Regions from separate parts of the Homo sapiens genome. Here region 1 is linked to region 2. The links are chromatin contacts, found by POLR2A ChIA-PET in ENCODE. All regions are on one chromosome and are shown on one strand. Each heading gives the region's core, a stretch centred on a gene start or an enhancer-like site at or near the end of the contact. The rest is flanking DNA. Distances are from core to core; before and after follow the strand shown. Region 1 overlaps ABCC1 (ATP binding cassette subfamily C member 1 (ABCC1 blood group)). Region 2 overlaps LOC107984869 (a long non-coding RNA gene).

Region 1 (4,721 bases), core at 828-3,327, 130 kb after region 2:
GAGGTTCATGGACTTGGCCACGTACATTAACATGATCTGGTCAGCCCCCCTGCAAGTCATCCTTGCTCTCTACCTCCTGTGGCTGGTGTGTGTTTAACGCCGTTTCCCTTTGCATGCAGGGAGGGACTTCTACGTGTGGGCAGTGGGCCGAGGGAGTGGGTGTTGATGGTAATGGCATGTAGAGCTCCCTGGCAGTTCCGGCTGTGGTTCATATTTTATTTTCCAGCCTGTTAACCAATTCCTCAGTATTTTGTTCCTTTCCTGAATTGTCAGGTTGATGTTCTCCTTGGTGGCATGGCGTTTTCATTTTCTCTTTTCCTTGACAGTGTCAGTAATTAACTACCCTACAATGGACGACACATCATATTTCTCCCCTTGAATCCTCCCAAACGCTAACCAGACTCACTTATTCATTAGTCCCTAATTATGGTGGTCAAAATTCTCTCAATTGCAAGGGATATAAATCTGTCTTAAAGTAGCCTAAGTGGCCGGTTGCAGAGGCTCACGCCTGTAATCCCAGCACTTTGGGAGGCCGAGGCGGGCAGATCACCTGAGATCAGGAGTTCGAGACCAGCCTCAACGTGGAGAAACCCCGTCTCTACTAAAAATACAAAATGAGCTGGGCGTGGTGGTGTATGCCTGTAATGCCAGCTACCTGGGAGGCTGAGACAGGAGAATTGCTTGAACCTGGAAGGCGGAGGTTGCGGTGAGCCGAGATTGGGCCATTGCACTCCAGCCTGGGCAACAAGAGTGAAACTCCAATTCCAAAAAAAAAAAAAAGTAGCCTAAGTAAATAGAGGGAACTTTGGGGCTGCATGTATCTCAGAAATCTGGGGACTAGCTTCAGGTGTGGATTGATCCAGGAGATCAAGCAATGTTGTCAGTACTCAGTTTCACCCACTGCCCTGTTGTCCTCTGAGTTAACATCATTCTCAGTGGTACTTCCCTACATGGCTCCGTAGCTTTGGGCTGATAACATCCTGATAGATAAAGGTGCCAGAGAAAAGACAAGGCAGCATTTCTCTGCACAGCCAGAGTCAGTCTCAGAGAGCACTCTGATTAGCCTGGCTTGGTCCTATTCACACCCGTGAACCAATCACTGTGGCCCAGGAGGCAGAGTTCTCTCATTGGCCAGCCTGGGTCACATGTCCTCTCCCATGGCAGAAGAGATGTGATTGACAGCCCTTCCATGTGGAGAGGGAGAGTTCCCAAAATAAAATGATAAGCAAAGAGGCTCATAGCACAACACATGCCTTGTGCTTTGCTACCTCTGGATCTTTGCCACGTACCTTTCCTTCCTTCTTCCTAATTGATGAAAGCCTGCTCATCCCCCAAGGCTGTAACAAACACTACTTCCATTGATTTACCCTCCCTTCTCAATTAGATGGACTTCTTCTTTTGAATTTTGAGTCCCAATAACTTTAGTATAGGAACTCATCTAATAATACTTTCTGAAATAGTTTTTTTTGTTTTGTTTTTGTTTTGACATGGAGTCGCGCTCTGTTGCCCAGGCTGGAGTGTGGTGTGCCATCTTGGCTCGCTGCAACCTCTGCCTCCCAGCTTCAAGCAATTCTCCTACCTCAGTCTCCCGAGTAGCTGGGACTACAGGCTTACACCACCACGCCCATTAAATTTTCTTTTTTTTTTGTATTTTTAGTAGAGACAGTGTTTGATCATGTTGGCTAGGCTGATCTTGAACTCCTGGCCTCAGGTGATCTACCCTCTGTGGTCTCCCAAAGTGTTGGAATTACAGGCGTGAGCCACCGTGCCCAGCCCACTCCCTGAAATAGTTTTGTTTTGTTTTTTTTGCATGCTCAGTGTACTGCCTCCTCTTTGAAGGGTAACATGTTAGCTACTTGCAGACATATAGCAGCTGACTTTTGTGTCTTCTGTGGGTACAACCCCAGCAGGGCCTGATGCATAATGGGCACAGCTCAAATTATTATCTGTTATTGAAAGAGAAGGGCTGGACGAAATGGCTCATGCTTGTGATCTGAACACTTTGGGAGGCCAAGGCGGGTGGATCATCTGAGGCCAGGAGAGCAGCCTGGCCAACATGGCAAAACCCCGTCTCTACTAAAAATATAAACATTAGTCAGGCATGGTGGTGTATGCCTATAATCTCAACTACTTGGGTGGCTGAGGCAGGAGAATGGCCTGAATCCGGGAGGCGGAGGTTGTATTGAGCTGAGTTTGTACCACTGCATACCAGCTTGGGCAACAGAGCGAGACTCTGTCTCAAAAAAAAGAAAAAGGAAGAAGAAAAAATTACTGGTTTATTTGGCTGTAGTTTGGTTTTTTTTTGTACATTTGTAGAGCAGAAGGTGAGTAAAGTGTTTCTAATAATAAAACTCAGAAAAAACACCAGAATTTAATTGTCTAATAGGCTGGGTACAGATATAGGTGGCATGCGCCTGTAATCCCTGCACTTTGGGAGGCTGAGGTGGAAGGATTGCTTGAAGCCAGGAGTTTGAGACCAGCCTGGGCAACATAGTGAGACCCTGTCTCTACAAAAAAAAAAAAAAAAAAAAAAAATTAGCTGGGCATGGTGGTGCCTACCTGTGGTCCCAGCTACCGTGGAGGCTGAGGCAGGAGGATTGCTTGAGCCTAGGAGTGCAGAGGCTGCAGTAAGCTAGGATCACACCACTGCACTCCTACCTGGGTGACAAGGCAAGACCCTGTCTCTAGAAGAAAAAAAAAATCTAAATAAAGTGTCTTTTCAAGCAGGTGTCTTGGGGAGTCCACTTTTGTAAAAGTGCTACTATGGGAAAAATATTTTTGGAACATTTGTTCTAGAACTGCCTTCAGGATTGGTTTATGAACCGTTAAGAAAATTGTCTAACATCACGTTTTGTTTTAGATGGTAGTTGCTTGAGCTCAGCACTGTTGACACTTGGGGCCAGACAGTTCTTTGTTGTGGGGGCTGTCTTTTTTTTTTGTTCTTGTTATTGTTTTTTTTGTTTTTTTAAGGGACAGAGTCTTGCTCTGTTGCCCAGGCTGGAGTGCAGTGGTGCGATCATAGCTCACTGCAGCCTTGAATTCTTGGCCTCAAGCAGTCTTCCCACTTTGTCATCTCATCTAGCTGGGGACTACAGGTGCACGCCACCATGCCTGGCTAAGTTATTTATTTTTTTGTAGAAATGGGGGTCTTGCTGTGTTGCCCAGGCTGGTCTCGAACTTCTACCCTCAAGCTATCTTACCACTTTGGCCTCCCAAAGTGATGGGATTACAGGTGTCAGTCACTGCACCTGGCCACAAGGCTATAAGTTAATACAGCAAAATTAGCAAGGAATTAAGGCACACATGGGGCGGTGTTCAAGAGAAGCCAGGTGCAGGCTTCCAGGAGTCCCCAGCAGAGTCACAGGTTCACTAATTCTCTGGCAACCATGATGATTATGTGTGTGAAATGTTGCCAACCAGGGAAGCTTGGTAGGAGCTCAGTTCCTGGGTTTGTATTAGGGGCAGGTCACATAAGCAGCCTTTGCTTGGCACATACCAAAAGTCTAGACTCCCAGAGGGAAAGCGGTGTTCAGCATAAACCATATTGTTTGTACAAACAGTTGAGGCACACTGAGCTACTCTACCCAATTCTGTTAATGGTGGAAACCCTGTAAGTATGCAGACACTAGCCAAGGGCTAAACTTGTAAGCAGCCTTCAAGCAGGAAAAGCAATCAGGTGGTCGTGTTCACACTTTTCTGCTTACTACCTTATTACCTTTCTAAAAATCTAAGCTGGGTGTGATGGCTCGCGCCTGTAATCCCAGCTACTTGGGAGGCAGAGGTGGGAAAGTCGCTTGAGCCCATGAGTTTGAGACCAGCTTAGGCAACATAGTGAGACCTTGTCTCTACAAAAAATCAAAAAAATAGCTGGGCATGGTGGTGTGAGTGTAGTCACAGCTACTTGGGAGGCTGAGTTGGGAGGATCACTTGAGCCCAGGAGATCGAGAGCAGTTTGAGTAACATAGTGAGACCTTGTCCTTACAAAAAACCAAAAAAATTAGCTGGGCATGGTGATGTGACTAGTCACAGCTACTTGGGAGGCTGAATTGGGAGGATCGCTGGAGCCCAGGAGTTGGAGACCAGCCTGGGCAATGTAGCAAGACCTAATGCTTACCTGTAGTCCCAGCTACTTTGGAGGCTGAAGTAGGAGGATCACTGATGCAAATAGCCACTGTACTGCAGCCTGGGCAACATAGCGAGACCTCATCTCCTAAAAAAAAAAAAATTAGAATCCTGCAGTTGTAATTTGCAAAACTCATGTGGCCCCAAGGGCTTGGGAGAAAGGAGCGTGGACCTGCTTATTCTTCAAGGGATTGGGAGGACCTGGAGAGATGCTCAGGAATGAAACCACAGGCTCTTAACACCCTATTGTGGGGTAAAAGTAACACACCTTGCCCTGAACTTGGTCAGCAGCATCCACGTGGGATGGATCAACCGGGGAAGCTGTTACGGGCCCTGTTTTCTTCTGTCTGGTGAGTGATGAAGAGTCTCCTTTCCTTCCTTAGAATCTGGGCCCTTCCGTCCTGGCTGGAGTGGCGGTGATGGTCCTCATGGTGCCCGTCAATGCTGTGATGGCGATGAAGACCAAGACGTATCAGGTAAGGCATGTGTCTCTGCGGGCCCCCAAGCCGGGCCCTAGGCAGAGGCCTCTCCATGAGGATTTTAGTCCAGTTCCTTCTGCTCTGTCCCTGGGGTTCTCAGCCTTGCCTGCCAGTTGGACT
Region 2 (4,901 bases), core at 1,977-4,476:
ACCTCAAGTGATCCACCCACCTCGGCCTCCCAAGGTGCTGGGATTACAGGCATGAGCAACCACGCCCAGCTGCAAACTACCTTTTCAATGACAGTTGTCTCCTAATTTGTTGGCCTCAGCATAGGTAGATAATAATAAAACCTACATTTTAAAACATTAAAGGGCAATGTTCAGCCAGGCACAGTGGCTCACGCCTGTAATTTCAGCACTTTGGGAAGCTGAGGTGGACAGATCACCTGAGGTGAGGAGTTCGAGACCAGCCTGGCCAAAATGGTGAAACCCTGTGTCTACTAAAAATACAAAAATTACCTGGGCATGGTGGCCGACACCTGTAGTCCCAGCTACTTGGGAGGCTGAGGCAGGAGAATTGCTTGAACCCAGGAGGCAGAGGCCACAGTGAGCCGAGATCGTGCCACTGCATTCTAGCTTGGGTGACAGAGAGAGAAGCGGTCTCCAAAAATAAATAAATAAAAATAGATGAGTCACTTCCAAGATGGCCAAATAGGAGCAGCTCCGGTCTGTAGCTCCCAGCGAGATCAACACAGAAGACAGGTGATTTCTGCATTTCCAACTGAGGTACCTGGTTCATCTCACTGGGACTGGTTGGACAGTGGGTGCAGCCCACAGAGGTGAGCTGAAGCAGGGCAGGGTGTCGCCTTTCCCAGGAAGTGCAAGGGTTCAGGGGATTTCCCTTTCCTAGGCAAGGGAAGCCGTGACAGACTGCACCTGGAGGAACGGTACACTTCCATCCAAATACTGTGCTTTTCCCACGGTCTTAGCAACTGGCAGACCAGGAGATTCTCTCCCGTTCCTGGCTCGGCAGGTCGCACGCCCACAGAGCCTTGGTCACTGCTAGCGAAGCAGTCCAAGATCAACCTGTGATGCTGCAGCCTGGTCAGCAACTATCATCAGACTGAACAGGCAATCTACAGATTGGGAGAAAACTTTTGCAATCTGCCCATTTGACAAAGGGCTAGTATTCAGAATCTACAAAGAACTTAAACAAATTTACAAGAAAAAAACAAACAACCCCATCAAAAAGTGGGCAAAGGATATGAACAGACACTTCTCAAAAGAAGACATTTATGCAGCCAACAGACACATGAAAAAATGCTCATCATCACTGGTCATCAGAGAAATGCAAATCAAAACCACAATGAGATACCATCTCACGCCAGTTCGAACGGTGATCATTAAAAAGTGAGGAAACGACAGATGCTGGAGAGGGTGTGGAGAAATAGGAATGCTTTTACACTGTTGGTGGGAGTGTAAATTAGTTCAACCATTCTGCTTAATAGCCACACACTGTGTGGCTATTCCTCAAGGATCTAGAACCAGAAATACCATTTGACCCAGCAATCCCTTCACTGGGTATATACCCAAAGGATTATAAATCATGCTACTATAAAGACACATACACACATATGTTTATTGTGCCACTATTCACAATAGCAAAGACTTGGAGCCACCCAAATGTCCATTAATGATAGACTGGATTAAGAGAATGTGGCACATCTACACCACGGAATACTATGCAGCCATAAAAAAGGATGAGTTCATGTCCTTTGCAAGGACATGGATGCAGCTGGAAACCGTCATTCTTAGCAAACTATCACAAGGTCAGAAAACCAACCACCACATGTTTCACTCATAGGTGGGAATTGAACAATGAAAACACATGGACACAGGGCAGGGAACTTCACATATTGGGGCCTGTTGGGGGTAGTGGGGGCGGGGAGGGAGAGCATTAGGACAAATACCTAATGTAAATGTCGAGTTGATGGGTGCAGCAAACCAACATAGCACATGTATACCTATGTTACAAACCTGCACGTCGTGCAACGTCGTGCAAATGTATTGTAGAAGTTAAAGTATAATAAAAAAAGAAAAAAAATCCATTCATATATCAATAAAAAATAGATCAATCAATCAATAAAACATTAAAGTGCAATGTCGACAAGAGGTGGTAAAAGCAGGCATCCTTGTGTTGTTCCTGGTCTTTGTGGGGAAATCTTTAAATTTGTAAGCCTTTCACTGTTGCATATGGTGTAAGTCTCTTCCTTTCTTTCTTTCTCCTTCCTTCCTTCTTTCCTTCCTTCCTTCCTTCCTTCTTTCTCTCTTCCTTCTTTTTCTTTCTTTCTATAAATAGAAACAGCAGGCCGGGCACGCTGGCTCAGCCTGTAATCCCAGCACTTTGGGAGGCCGAGGCAGGCGGATCACGAGGTCAGGAGATAGAGACCATCCTGGTTAACACAGTGAAACTCCATCTCTACTAAAATACAAAAAAAAAATTAGCCGGGCGTGGTGGTGGGCGCCTGTAGTCCCAGATACTCGGGAGGCTGAGGCAGGAGAATGGCCTGAACCCAGGAGGTGGAGCTTGCAGTGAGACGAGATCATGCCACCGCACTCCAGCCTGAGCGACAGAGCGAGACTCCGTCTCAAAAAATAAATAAATAAAAATAAATAAATAAATAGAGCCAGCGTCTCACTATGTTGCCCAGGCTGGTCTCAAACTTCTAGGCTCAAGCAATCTTCCCAAAGTACTGGGGTTACAGGAGTGAGTCACCTTGCCTGGCCTGGTGTAAGTTTTTTATATATGCCCTTTATCCTGTTGAAGAAGTTCTCTTCTGGTCTTTATTATTTCAGTATTCTTTGTTGTTGTTGTTGTTGTTTTGTTTTGTTTTGTTTTAAATCCTGAAAAGGTGTTGGGTTTTGTCAAAGGCTGTTTTCTACATTATCCCTTAATTCTATTAATGTTGTGAATAACATTTATTTATTTATTTATTTATTTATTTACTTATTTTGAGATGGAGACTCACTCAGTCTCCCAGGCTGGAGTGCAGTGGCATGATCTCGGCTCACTGCAACCTCCATCTCCTGGGTTCAAGCAATTTTCCTACCTCAGCCTCCCTAACACCTGGCATTACAGGCGTGTGTCACCACGCCCAGCTAATTTATTTTTATTTTTTGTATTTTTAGTAGAGACGGGGTTTCACCGTGTTGGCCAGGCTGATCTTGAACTCTTTACCTCAAATGGTCCACCTGCCTCGGTCTGCCAAAAGTGCTGGGAATACAGGCGTGCACTACCGTGCCTGGCTGAGTTTTTTCTTTTTTGAGACAGGGTCTCACTTTGTCACCCAGGGTGGGGTGCAGTGGCACAAACATGGTTCACCGCAGCCTCAACCTCCCCAGCTCAAGTGATTCTCTCACCTCAGCATGCCAAGTAGCTGGGACTACAGTTGTGAGCCACTGCGCCCTGCCCTGATTTTCTTATAATGAATCACCCTTACATTCTTGGGATAAGTCTCATCTGTTAACACATATGTATAATATGTTTCTATGCTGCTGGATTTGATTTGCTAGTATTTTCTTTAGGATTTCTGCATCTATATTTATAAGGGACATTGGTCTATAGTTTCCTTTTCCTGTAATGTCATTGTGTGGCTTTGGTATCAGGGTAATGCTGGCCTCATAGAGTGGGTCAGAAATGTTGCCTCCTCTTCTAGTTTTGGGAAGATTTTAATAAGAATTGGCCTTAATTATTCAAATACCTGGTAGAATTCACCAATGGAGCCATCGGGTCCTGAGCTTTTCCTTACGGAACTTTAAAAAATTGTTACCAATTCCATCTCTTTCCTTGTTATAGATCTATTCCGACTTCCTAGTTTTTCTTGGGTTAGTCTTGGTAATTTGTGTGTTTCTAGAAATTTGTACATTTCTTCCAGGTGTATTCAATTAATTGACATGTCATTGTTTATAGTATTCTCTTATAATCTTTTATTTTTGTAAGGGTTGTAGTAATCTTTGGTTCCTGATTTTAGTGGTTTGGGCCATCTCCATTCTTCTTCTGGGGGCATCAGTATTTCCAAAAGTTTAGCAATTTTGCTGATTTGTTAAAGAACCAGTTTTTGGTTTTGTTGACTCTATTGCTTTTATAGAATACTATATTTTATTTATCTTCACTGTAATTTTTATTGTTTTTTTGCTGCTGCTTGCTTTCGGCATAGTTTGATCTTTTTCTAATCCCATAAGGTGGAAGAATGTATTATTTATTTGAGATCTGTCTTTCTTTTTTTGCTTGAGACAAGGTCTTGCTCTGTTGTCCAAGCTGGAGTGTAGTGGTGCAATCATGGCTCACTGCAGCCTCAAACTCCTGGGCTCAAGTGATCCTCCTGCCTCAGCCTCCCAAGTAGCTGAGATCACAGGCATGTGCCACGATGCCTGGCTAGATTTTTTATTTGTATTTTTCATACAGATAGGGTCTCGCTATATTACTGAGGCTGGTCTCAAACTCCTGGCCTCAAGTGTTCATTTTTTTTTTTTTTTTTTTGAGATGGAGTTTCACTCTTGTTGCCTAGGCTGGAGTGCAATGGCACGATCTCAGCTCACCACAACCTTCGCCTCATGGGTTCGAGTGATCCACCTGCCTCAGCCTCCTAGGTAGCAAGGACTACAGGCATGTGCCACCATGCCCAGCTAATTTTGTCTTTTTAGTGGAGATGGGGTTTCTCCATGTTGGTCAGGCTGGTCTTGAACTCCTGACCTCAGGTGATCCACCCGCCTCAGCCTCCCAAAGTGCTGGGATTACAGGCGTGAGCCACTGCGCCCACCCTCTTTCATTTTTGATGTAGGTGACTACAGCTATAAATTTCCCTCTGAGCATTGTCTTTGCTGCATCTCATAAGTTTTGGTAAGTTGTACTGCTTTTTCATTCATCTCAAAATATTTAAAAATTTTTTTATGATGTCTTATTTTACTCATTGTTTATGTTAATTTCTACATAATCGTATATTTGTGAATCTAAAAATTTTCTTTCTCTTGTTGATTTCTAGTTTTATTCTGTTGTGGTTGAAGAAATTACTTTTTTTTTTTTTTTTTGGCAGGGTCTCACTCTGTCGCCC

What was found. ChIA-PET counts read pairs that join two places held with the same protein, here RNA polymerase II (POLR2A).
Region 1: POLR2A ChIA-PET joins it to region 2 with 12 read pairs in CD4-positive, alpha-beta T cell. The contact joins two enhancer-like sites. POLR2A ChIA-PET finds 5 or more read pairs at or near these places in 4 of 52 experiments (CD4-positive, alpha-beta T cell, H1, HepG2 and 1 more).

What each region holds. Positions count from the first base shown.
Region 1 is chr16:16,048,219-16,052,939 of GRCh38, forward strand. ABCC1 (ATP binding cassette subfamily C member 1 (ABCC1 blood group)) reads left to right here. Exons shown (of 31, transcript NM_004996.4): 10 at 1-85; 11 at 4,506-4,598. Among named protein-coding and RNA genes, the nearest start is that of ABCC1, 100 kb to the left of the region's middle. Within about 2 kb of position 2,078, at least 6 of the 41 ENCODE cell types and tissues checked have a DNase peak (open chromatin) inside an H3K27ac peak, as active enhancers do.
Region 2 is chr16:15,916,970-15,921,870 of GRCh38, forward strand. The region is part of intron 1 of LOC107984869 (a long non-coding RNA gene); the gene reads right to left. Among named protein-coding and RNA genes, the nearest start is that of ABCC1, 30 kb to the right of the region's middle. Within about 2 kb of position 3,227, at least 4 of the 41 ENCODE cell types and tissues checked have a DNase peak (open chromatin) inside an H3K27ac peak, as active enhancers do.